2 separate regions of the Mus musculus genome follow, and region 1 is linked to region 2. The links are chromatin contacts, found by Hi-C or POLR2A ChIA-PET in ENCODE. All regions are on one chromosome and are shown on one strand. Each heading gives the region's core, a stretch centred on a gene start or an enhancer-like site at or near the end of the contact. The rest is flanking DNA. Distances are from core to core; before and after follow the strand shown. Region 1 holds the start of Ncoa7 (nuclear receptor coactivator 7). Region 2 holds the start of Cenpw (centromere protein W).

Region 1 (4,661 bases), core at 756-3,255, 600 kb before region 2:
CACAGGCTGGCTTGAGACTGACAATCCTCCTGTTTCTGCCTTCCTAAACATTGGCATTACAGAAATGGACTATAGTGTCCAGTTCAGGGATACAAGTTTTGAAAAGAAAACTTTTGTCACCCTAACACATGCTATTATAATAATAGCTGACTTCTATTGATTACACATTCTACATGATACATACTGTTCATGAATTACTTCATTCCCTGTATCTACCCTATGAAGATGGTGCTGCGATCATCCACCTTTGAAGATAAAAGCATCAGTTAGAAATGTATCCAAGGCCAGCACATGCTGAAGCTGTAGTCCAAAGGCAATCTGTGAATTCTTAAGGATTATCATGCTCTTATGTATATATTCTAATAGTATTTGATCTAGCTGCACCCAAATTACCTCCAATTCTTTCTGTATATCTTTCCTACCCATTGAAATCTGGCAAGCATTCCAGAAGAATTCCCTGTAATAAGGAAATGTTGGGTCCTGTGTTGTCCAAAAGGCAATCACAAGCTTTATTTGTCTTTTTAGAACTTATATGTATAACTAACAGACTGGAAGTCGTAACAATTGTATTTCATTAAGTTTGAATGAACACATTTGACTGATGGGTACTATTCTGGATAAGAGGGATGTAGACGATGCTAATTCCGATTTCTGTGTGAAGACAAGACTCAGATGAATCAGTCAATACTCAGAAGAATCAGTCAATACTCAGTCACAAAAAAGAATGACCAAAGAATCTTTAAATTAGAAGCACCCCCAATCCCAACCATTTGAGTACAACTCCCCATTCTATTCAGACTTTCACTTTAGTGACAAACTATCCTTAGCATGTGATCCATCATGTACTTCCAGGGGAGATAATGAAGACAGTGTCATTGTTTGGCATTGCATTGGAAAACTTGGGGAACACTCTATCAGCAAGTCACCACTTTGAACACATACTCAGTTATACTTTTGCCTAAGAGAAAAGAAATCAAGGCCTATTTTATTTCTCGTCAGAACCTTGGGTTCATAGGCACAAAAGGGTGCTGACCGAGTTAAAGGGTGGGAACAGTACCTGCAGCAGAGCCTGCACTCAAGGTTGATACCAAAAGGGGTGTAAAGAACACAGAAAGAAGTGTCTCCTACTCAAAGCATAAACATGCAAACCCGATGTCAGAATTTACAGATGGTCAGTGCAAAACCAGGAAGTGATTCCATATTTGCATGACCATGTAACATCATCTGCTGCTGAAATCTCAGAGTCATGGCTGCTAAGGGCTTTGCTCCACCCTCCAGAGAGACTGGCAGTACCAAGAAGCAGCAGCAACCTGGGGAAGCCTCTATGTACTGTGTGTGTTGATGGCTTAGGACACACCTGTCACACACACACTTTTTTCTTCCTGTATTTAAGAGTGATCTTCACGATCAGATCCTCCGAGTCATCTTGCAGTTATAGCCACTGGACTGTAAAGGGAACAGCGTCCAATACAGGTTGGAAGCTCACAGAAACAGGGCCCTGGGCTCATACAAAAAAAAAAAGAAAAAACAAAAAAACCTTCCCACTCAGCTGCTCTCCAGCCCCAGCCAAGAGCCAGCTGAACTGCCCGTTGCTACATCGCATTGCCTTGGCTATAAGGTTTACAATTGGGCAGCTTATAGGATGTTGTACCGGGGACAGAAGAAGACAGTGGGCCTCTTTGCCAAAGGCAATGCTGGAAATGACAGAGGATGAATTTATGGTTGCCCCTAGTCCTAGAGCTGGAAGGTGAAGTAAAAGGACTTTAAGGCTCCAGCAAGGGCTCTAACTCCACATGTGCCCATAAGCGCTAACTTCCCTCCAAGATCCAGACAGGAGCCAGCTAAAAGGGATAAGATTAGGGGCCAGGTAAGCAGACCGTACTCGGTTCACTGACTGCCTGACCATCACAGCGTCACAAATGGCCGGGGCCTGCGGAGGCCGCGCGCGCAGCTCTCCGGGGCGGAGCCGCTGGGCCCAGGGTTCGGGGGCCCGAGCCACCTCGAGGCTGTCCAGCCTGCGGCTCCGAGGTCGCACGGGGCAGGCAAGATGTCGCAGCTGCAGCCCGCATCGCTAAGGCGGTCGGCTGAGCTCCCGGGTCCCAGCCGCAGCAGACGAGTGCAGCGCGCGCCCCGGGTCGGGCGGAGCTAGAGGCGGGCGCCGGGCTGGCGTCGCGCCACCGCAGCTCCCCGCCTTCCGCCCAGCTCGCGCCCGGCGCCCTGACCGTGGGTGCTGCTGCAGGTACCTGGGCGAGGCCTCGAGCACCCCGGCGGCGGCTGCTCGGGCCAGATCGGCACTCCGGAGCCCTTCAGGAGCGCACCCCGCAGCGCCTGACGCCTCCCTTAGCTCCTCCTCGGCGGGCGATCCCCTCCCCGGCCCTCCCCCTCCTCCCACCCCGGAGGATGCGCTTCCCAGCGCCCAGCGGCAGAGGCCACGGCTCCCAGAAATGCGTGCTCCCGAACCACTTCGCCCAGACCCGCGGAGCCCGCGCCCCCGCCCAGTAGGTAGGTCGCCGAGGCGGGGCCAGGCCTTGAAGGCTACCGGCTGCTGATGCTGCGGCCAGGAAGAACCGGAGCCTCCCTCCTGGGCTGCCGAGGTGTACTAATGGCGCTGGGCGCAGCCCCCGGGGGACCCGAAACGCTCTGCTTGGAACGTTCGAGGCCGAGCCGGGGCGCAGGGCCACTGGACCCTCCTCGCTAACAATCAGGGGACCCTCGGTTGGGGGCTGGGAGAGCTTGGAAGGATAGGTTGGCGCGGAGCTTCTTTGAAAGGAGACCGTTGCCTTTTTCTCGAGCTCAAGTAGATTGTGTCATTGCATTTTTAAAAAACAGGATCAGCAAATGCGTTCTTCCTGTTCTTTTTGCTAAAATGTAGACGACCACGGTTGTTGTTTTAGAGGTATTTAGGGGTGGTTATGAATTTTTGTGTAATTTACAGCTAGCCGAGTGGTATATAAAGTCAGTGGTGCAAACACTTTAACATTTTGGGTGTCAGTTTAAGGAAAGTCTTTCTAGAAATCAGATTACCTAGGTAGGTGATGGATGAGGCTGGCGTGTTCTCGTAGGATAAAGCTGACTGGAGCCAATGGGTTTGAGAGCTGCAAGTTTGATACAGGTGTCGGGAGTTGAGACTCTGAAAGATGCGCCAGCAGAGGCAGTCTTGTCTCCGGCCTCGCCTTCAACTCTGAGCTGACCCTTGCTTTTCTGAGAATCTGGTTGAGTCTTTTTTTCCTGTTCTTGAAATAAAAGTAATACATTAGGGCTTTTAATAAAATTGTTTCCTCTCAGGCTGCCGTTTTGGATTTTACGTTAAGCAATAAGGTTTAGAATTTTGAAAAAATTGTTATTGTAAGCTCCAATTTTATAAGCACTATTTCAGATTAAAGATTTTGGCTAACTGAATCAATATAAATACTAAGAGGACAGAATCACCATCATTACCAGGTCCTCTTCCCCCTGCTACTCCTCGACCACCCCCCCCTTCTCTTCCCATTCTCTAATTCCCCAATGTTGAATGCCTTATAGCTGTTTGTTGGTTATTTGTTGAATGAATGAAATTGTATTTCAAGATACACATTGTATATAACCCAACCATTTAAAATTATAGTATAAGATTGTTGTTGTTGTTGCTAGTGCAATTAACTGTATTTTAAATAATTGCTTCTTTCTATAAACAGGCTAACTTGGTTATTTTTCATTGACATTTCCGGCGTCAACAGCAAGGCTCTGTTAAGGTTCCCTTCGTGTCCACTTTCCAGTGTTATAGCAATTAATACCATTTCAATTTTACTTTAAAAAAACAATTTAGAAGGCAGAATTTATGTTTAAAGAAATCTATTAAGTTATTTCAGAAGGAGCAGTGATCTGGTTAATAAGTAACAGGTAACTTGTTTTAAAGTTGAGCTGTGGTTTATTTTTAATATATATATATATATATTGTTAAAGCTAAAGAGGGAAACAAAACATTTAAAAGCGTCTGTGGTTCCAAAGTAAACTCATATATATATCATATAGATAGAGATTTATTTATTTATTTATTTATTTATTTATTTATTTATTTTTGATGCTAGGAGCCAGATCCAAGATTAGACTCGAGGCTTCTGATGTATTGGGCTAATCCTATTTGAGCAACATCTTCAACCTTAGAAATGGCATTTTAGCTATTTTCTCTATAAATTGAGGTTTTTAGATGATCCTGTGTCTTTTCTGCTTGAAAATGTTTAGGAGAAAAAGACAAACAAAACAAAAACAAAAAATCCGTTTCTGTTTGCCTTCCATTTACACTGTGAGGGTTTGGGCTTTGGCATTTGTTTTTCTGTCACATAATGTAGTGAGTCATCATTAACTTCTTTAAAAAGAAAAAAAAAAGGTTTGTTTATTTTTTATCTATGTGAGTACACTGTTGCTCTTAAAACATGCCAGAAGAGGGCATCAGATCCTATTCCAGATGGTTGTAAGCCACCATGTAGTTGCTGGGAATTGAACTCAGGACCTCTGGAAGAGCAGTCAGCATCTCTCCAACCCCCATCATTAACTTCTCTCCTTAGCACATGTATCAGGGAACTCATTTTCTTTCCTTCTCCCACCCTAATTTCCATGCATCATCTTCCTTACTATCCAGAATATTACCCACAATCCTATTTTCACACAGTGGTAAATCATAT
Region 2 (4,924 bases), core at 46-2,545:
AAGAAAATATCTAATAAAAAAAGGCAAAAAAAAAAAAAAAGAGAACATTTTTGATAGAATGAATGTCCTAGGAATCTGACAGAAGAAGTCAAGAAAGACCTAAAATGATGTGTTCATGGGGAAAATGACTGTGGTTTTGACCTGGAGATTTAAATGCAAGCGCCAGCAACATTTATGTCTTTCCTGTCTGATGAGCCTCTGAAACTTTGAAGAATTATAAACTTCTTGATAAAATCTTTTAATAGGATCAATTTCTTCCATATCTCTTAATACCATTTAATTGGCACACAGGTATTTAGCTGGGGATGCAGTGTACACACAAGAACAGACATTGCATTTTGTAGGCTTATTTTTTTTGACACCACAGTATTTTAAAGACAATATCTGAATTGGCTTGCAGTAGCCTCATTACTATATGAATGAAAATAAATATAAGATTATATGGCAAAAAAGAATATATAATATTGCTTCTGCTTTTGTGATTTTTATTGAATGCTTAGGTGCTCAAATGTGTGCTTCTGCCTCTAAATGCTTTCTTGTGGTTTTTCCTTGGCTCTTTTTCTTCTGTTTTTTTTCCCTCTTGTGATTGTTTTTGCTTTGTTATTTTATTTTATTACTATTTGTTAGATCCCGTTTTGTTTTCTGAGGAGAGACTGAAAGGGTATTGATGTGAATAGGAACAGAAATTCGGAGCATTTTGGAGCTGGTAGGAGAGGGGAAATTGCAATCAGAATACAGCTTATGAAAAAGAAATCTATTTTCAATAAAAGAAAAAGAAAGTATATTTGAAAGCTATAGGGAAATTAAGGGAGGGAACAATGAAGGGAGAGCATTTGTGAGGAAAATCTGGTGTAAGAAAAAAAGAATCTCATGCAAAGCCAAATGCAATAATATAAAAATATACATTGCTTATTGGTAATATCAAAAAATCGGGCCTAAGTTCCTAATAAAACACAAACTTCTTTCATTTACTTTCTTATTCATTAGAATCCAGTTGCTATATGGATAGCTTGGTGAGCACAGAAGGGTTTTACTGGGCTTATTGACTATTTTCACAATTTCTCATCCTTTGTATGGAACCAAGAGTCGAACTACAGCACCATAGAAAACTACAGACAAAAACAGCAAAGCAAGCCTTAGAGACCTTGAAGCAGTGGGTTCGCAGGACACACCCTTTTCCTGAGGAGTCCATCCTCCAGCCTGCGCTTCCGGTGCTGCGGTGGGTGTGGTTTTCAGTGACGTCACAGCCGTGCGCCGTCCGGCGGCCAATTCAAATCGACCACTCGGCGGTGTGGGGAGGCAAGTGGCGTGTCAGTCTGTGGTGAGCGGCCCTGACGTGCGACGGGCCGCGAGGATGGCGCCCTCCACCACAGTCACTAGGCGGGTAAAGCGCAAGGCGCCCCGCGCCTTCCTCAAGCGCACCTTAAAGCAGAAGAAGCCTCACCTAGGTCTGGGGAGGTGCTGCGACCTCCTGGTAAGTCCTGCTCTCTCCGCCTTCAGGCCCGCCGGCCACGACCGGCCGCGGAGCGCCCTGCCCCGGGGGACCGCGGAAGGAGGACGCGGAGCCCGTTCAAAACTCCCGCGGGAAGGCCCCGCACCCCCCCTTATTGCTTCCAGGGCCAGCCGTTAAGGAGACTGCCTGGCTCTGGGATTAGTTTAATTGATCCGGGTATGGAAGGTAAACCGGCTAGAAACAGATTTGGGCCCCTGCCTGCCTCCCCAGCTCCTGTATGTTCTTACCGAACCCATTTCTCTATGGCCGCTGCACTAGGTCCCCTACTAAAGTGATCGTGTAGATGTGGCGTCAAGTCTTTAAAACTTTCAAGACTCGTTTTTCAGACTCGTGTTTACCTGAAATATAGTGCTTTCCACTAATTAATTGGCCCAAAAATAAATAACAATGTTACAGCCTGAAAGTAAAATCAGTTTGTTTTCTGCCCTTTTTTTTGGGGGGGGGGGTGTTGTTTTGTTTTACTTTGGTTTCGTTTTGTTTTTTTTTCAAGACAGGGTTTGTCTGTGTAGCCCTGGTTACCCTGGAACTTGATGTGTAGACAAGGCTGGCTTCGAACTCAAAGATCGGCCTACCTCTGCCACCACCACTAACACTCTCAGTATGTTGATTTTCAAGGCAGAGTTTCTCTGTACCTGCCCGGGGAAGTCCTGGAATTCAGTTTGTAGACTAGGCTGGAACTCACAGAGACACCCCGGCCCCCAACCTTCATCCCTGCCTTTGCCTCCCAAGTGCCTGACAAGGGATGCAGAGCTCTTAACCACTGAGCCATCTCCAGATACTGGTTTTCTTGACTACTACAAAATTATCTACATTCTCTCTCTCTCTCTCTCTCTCTCTCTCTCTCTCTCTCTCTCTCTCTCTCTCTCTCTCTCTCTCCATTGCTGTTTTTTTCCACATCCCTGACTCCTTAGTGGTTGAGATAGCGTAAGTGAGCTGGGATTTCCGTGGAATACACTTTTGATAGTTTCTTCTGTTTTCCCTGGAGTCTAACAGAGAACAAAACCCACCTGATGAGGAATATCCAGGAGCTCACTAGCTGATTCAAGGGATTGTCAGGCCTTTCTCAAGTAGCTTAGTTTCCATTTTCTGTCCTGAAGTGACCCGTGGCTGTATGGACTCCGGTGGAGTGCTCTAGGTGTCAAGCAGAGTTGAAGCCCAACACTTTGTAGTGGTAGCATAGGGAAGGTCCAGTTGTTCGGCCAGTTGTTGTTCCCAGGTGCTGGTTTCCTGTTCTGTCACTCTTGTTAAACAGCTCCTGTTTAGGCTGTTGCTCATTGACATTTCTTTGCTTACAGTGTTCTGCTCTCCATTAACTTCATAATTATACCTGATAAAGCACTCCATGCCATTCATAAAGTTTGTACTATTTAAAGCAGCACGTTTTTCTGCATGACTACCATACCAGTTAGTTGTTGAGGCGTTAATATTCTTCCCAGTGTTTCAAATTCTGATGTGATCTCCCAGTGTAGTGTGCAGCCTTATGGGATGATTGTTCATTCGTCTGGGAACTGGGATCAGAAGCCGTTGTCTTCTTTATTTAAGCACAAAGCCCTGAAGCTTCTGAGTCATCCTTGTTTGGAATACTTGGTAACTGATATAAATAAAGAAAACATGTGCGCGATACCTGCGAATAGTGCCCTCACAAACCTGGAAGAAGCTGTGGGTTAGAAAGTTGTGAGTAATAAATTTATGTTAACAAGGTTTTTATATTATATAACCCTACTTGTGCTTTGCTTTTAAAGATCCATTTGAATTGCCTACTTTTTATTCAGCGATTGGCAGAAGAGTCCAGGACAAATGCTTGTGAAAGTAAATCTAGAGTTATCAAAAAGGATCATGTACTGGCTGCAGGAAAGGTAAAATATAAATTTTCTTAGTAACAAGAGTTAACTTTAAAAATACTGTTATGGCCATCATCTTTGTCTGATTCAAATACTTTTTATTTCAAAATACCTGTAGGCTAGCATAGTGCTAGAAGAGTTAGGATAGACTGTGAGATGTGCCAGCAAGGAAGGCTGTTGAACTTTGTTAAAATACACAGCATACTTAGCATTTTGTAAACTTGTTTAAGCACGTGATACTTTCTTATATAGTACCCATAGTACTATCTCTTTGCTGGCCCTGCCTTACTTGGGGAAGCCAAGGCATTGGACATGCCCTGGCAATTTTTATGAGACTTCTGAATACTCTTCAGTGAGAAACACGACAACTATTATATTCCAATTAAGGACTTTTCTGAAAGCAATGCAATGATTAAGAGCATGAAGAGTATATGAAAGTGTTTTCAATTTACACCCCTGGTTTTTTTTCTAAATATATAACATACTTAGCATTTTCAAAATTTTTTATTACCATTATTATTTGCCTGCATGCATGTGTGCGTGTGTTTGTGTGTGTGTGCACTTGTCAAGGCATACCTGTAGAGGTCAGGGCAACTTTTGGCAGTTGGTCTTCTCCACAATGTGGGATGAGACACAGGTCATCAGCCTTAGCAGACCCAACCCACGGAACCTGAGGTCTATTTTTCTTTTTAAACTGTAATAGCCAGTTTCTTTTACATTTTTATTTTTATTTGTATAGTTTTGAAGCTAACTTAGGGCCTCATCCTTCCAGAATTTTTACAATTTAATATTTCTCTTTGTTTTATTTCCGTAACATTTTATGTTTTGAAAATTGTATATGAAGCAAGTTATTCAATGTAAGATGACCAGCTGTTAAAATTCAAGTTTAATTGTGAGATGTTTTATATTGTGATGGATTTATACTGTTTGATACTACTTTATAGTTGTTTTGAGTTTGAGAACTGTTTTTTTTTAATACTTTAGATCATTAATTTGTTGGGGGGGGACGGGGGGATGACATGACATGATACCCAAAACCTGTTTTGAAATCAACCAGTTTGATACTTCGGATTATAATTGGCAAAGTTTGTGAATGAAAGTGAGTATAAAACCAGTTTGGGTAATCTAGAGATGTTTCCATTTATTGAGAGAGGTAGACTGTGCTAGAGAAATGTAGAACATTTACCTTGCAGATCAGTGATTCTGACTTGTTTTTCATAGCTATAATATATATCTTCATTTCCTCCCTTACAGGTAATTCTGAAGAAGAGCAGAGGTTAGGTGTCAGCATGTGCTTAAGCATTATATGATATGTTAATTTAAAACACTTTTATGTATCAGTTTATATTGTGGTTTATTAAAACATTGAGGAATTATGCTTTATTCATTAATGGCTTCTGAGTTTCTTTTGTGTTACTGTGTTGTTCCTTAGTGTGTCAAAAATGAAATCATGCTGTATTGAATAGCTTGAAGAGATGTGTACTCCTTTGACTAAAGCTTATGTCTTTGAATTTAGCCAGAATTATGCTGTGAATTTAACTTCTAAGAAAGCAACATACAGTAAAATCTG

Evidence for each region. A loop is a pair of places that touch in the nucleus more often than their neighbours do. ChIA-PET counts read pairs that join two places held with the same protein, here RNA polymerase II (POLR2A).
Region 1: a map of v-Abl transformed pro-B cells shows a loop between it and region 2 (5-fold over the local background). The contact joins the promoter of Ncoa7 here to the promoter of Cenpw in region 2. A Hi-C loop is called at or near these places in 5 of 37 maps with a recorded cell type or tissue (T-helper 1 cell, T-helper 17 cell and v-Abl transformed pro-B cells). POLR2A ChIA-PET finds 5 or more read pairs at or near these places in 1 of 5 experiments (embryonic stem cell).

What each region holds. Positions count from the first base shown.
Region 1 is chr10:30,800,670-30,805,330 of GRCm38, reverse strand. Ncoa7 (nuclear receptor coactivator 7) reads left to right here and starts at 2,005. Exons shown (of 16, transcript NM_172495.6): 1 at 2,005-2,502.
Region 2 is chr10:30,196,911-30,201,834 of GRCm38, reverse strand. Cenpw (centromere protein W) reads left to right here and starts at 1,295. Exons shown (of 3, transcript NM_001109747.1): 1 at 1,295-1,474; 2 at 3,256-3,369; 3 at 4,609-4,924. The coding sequence starts at 1,355. The coding sequence ends at 4,635.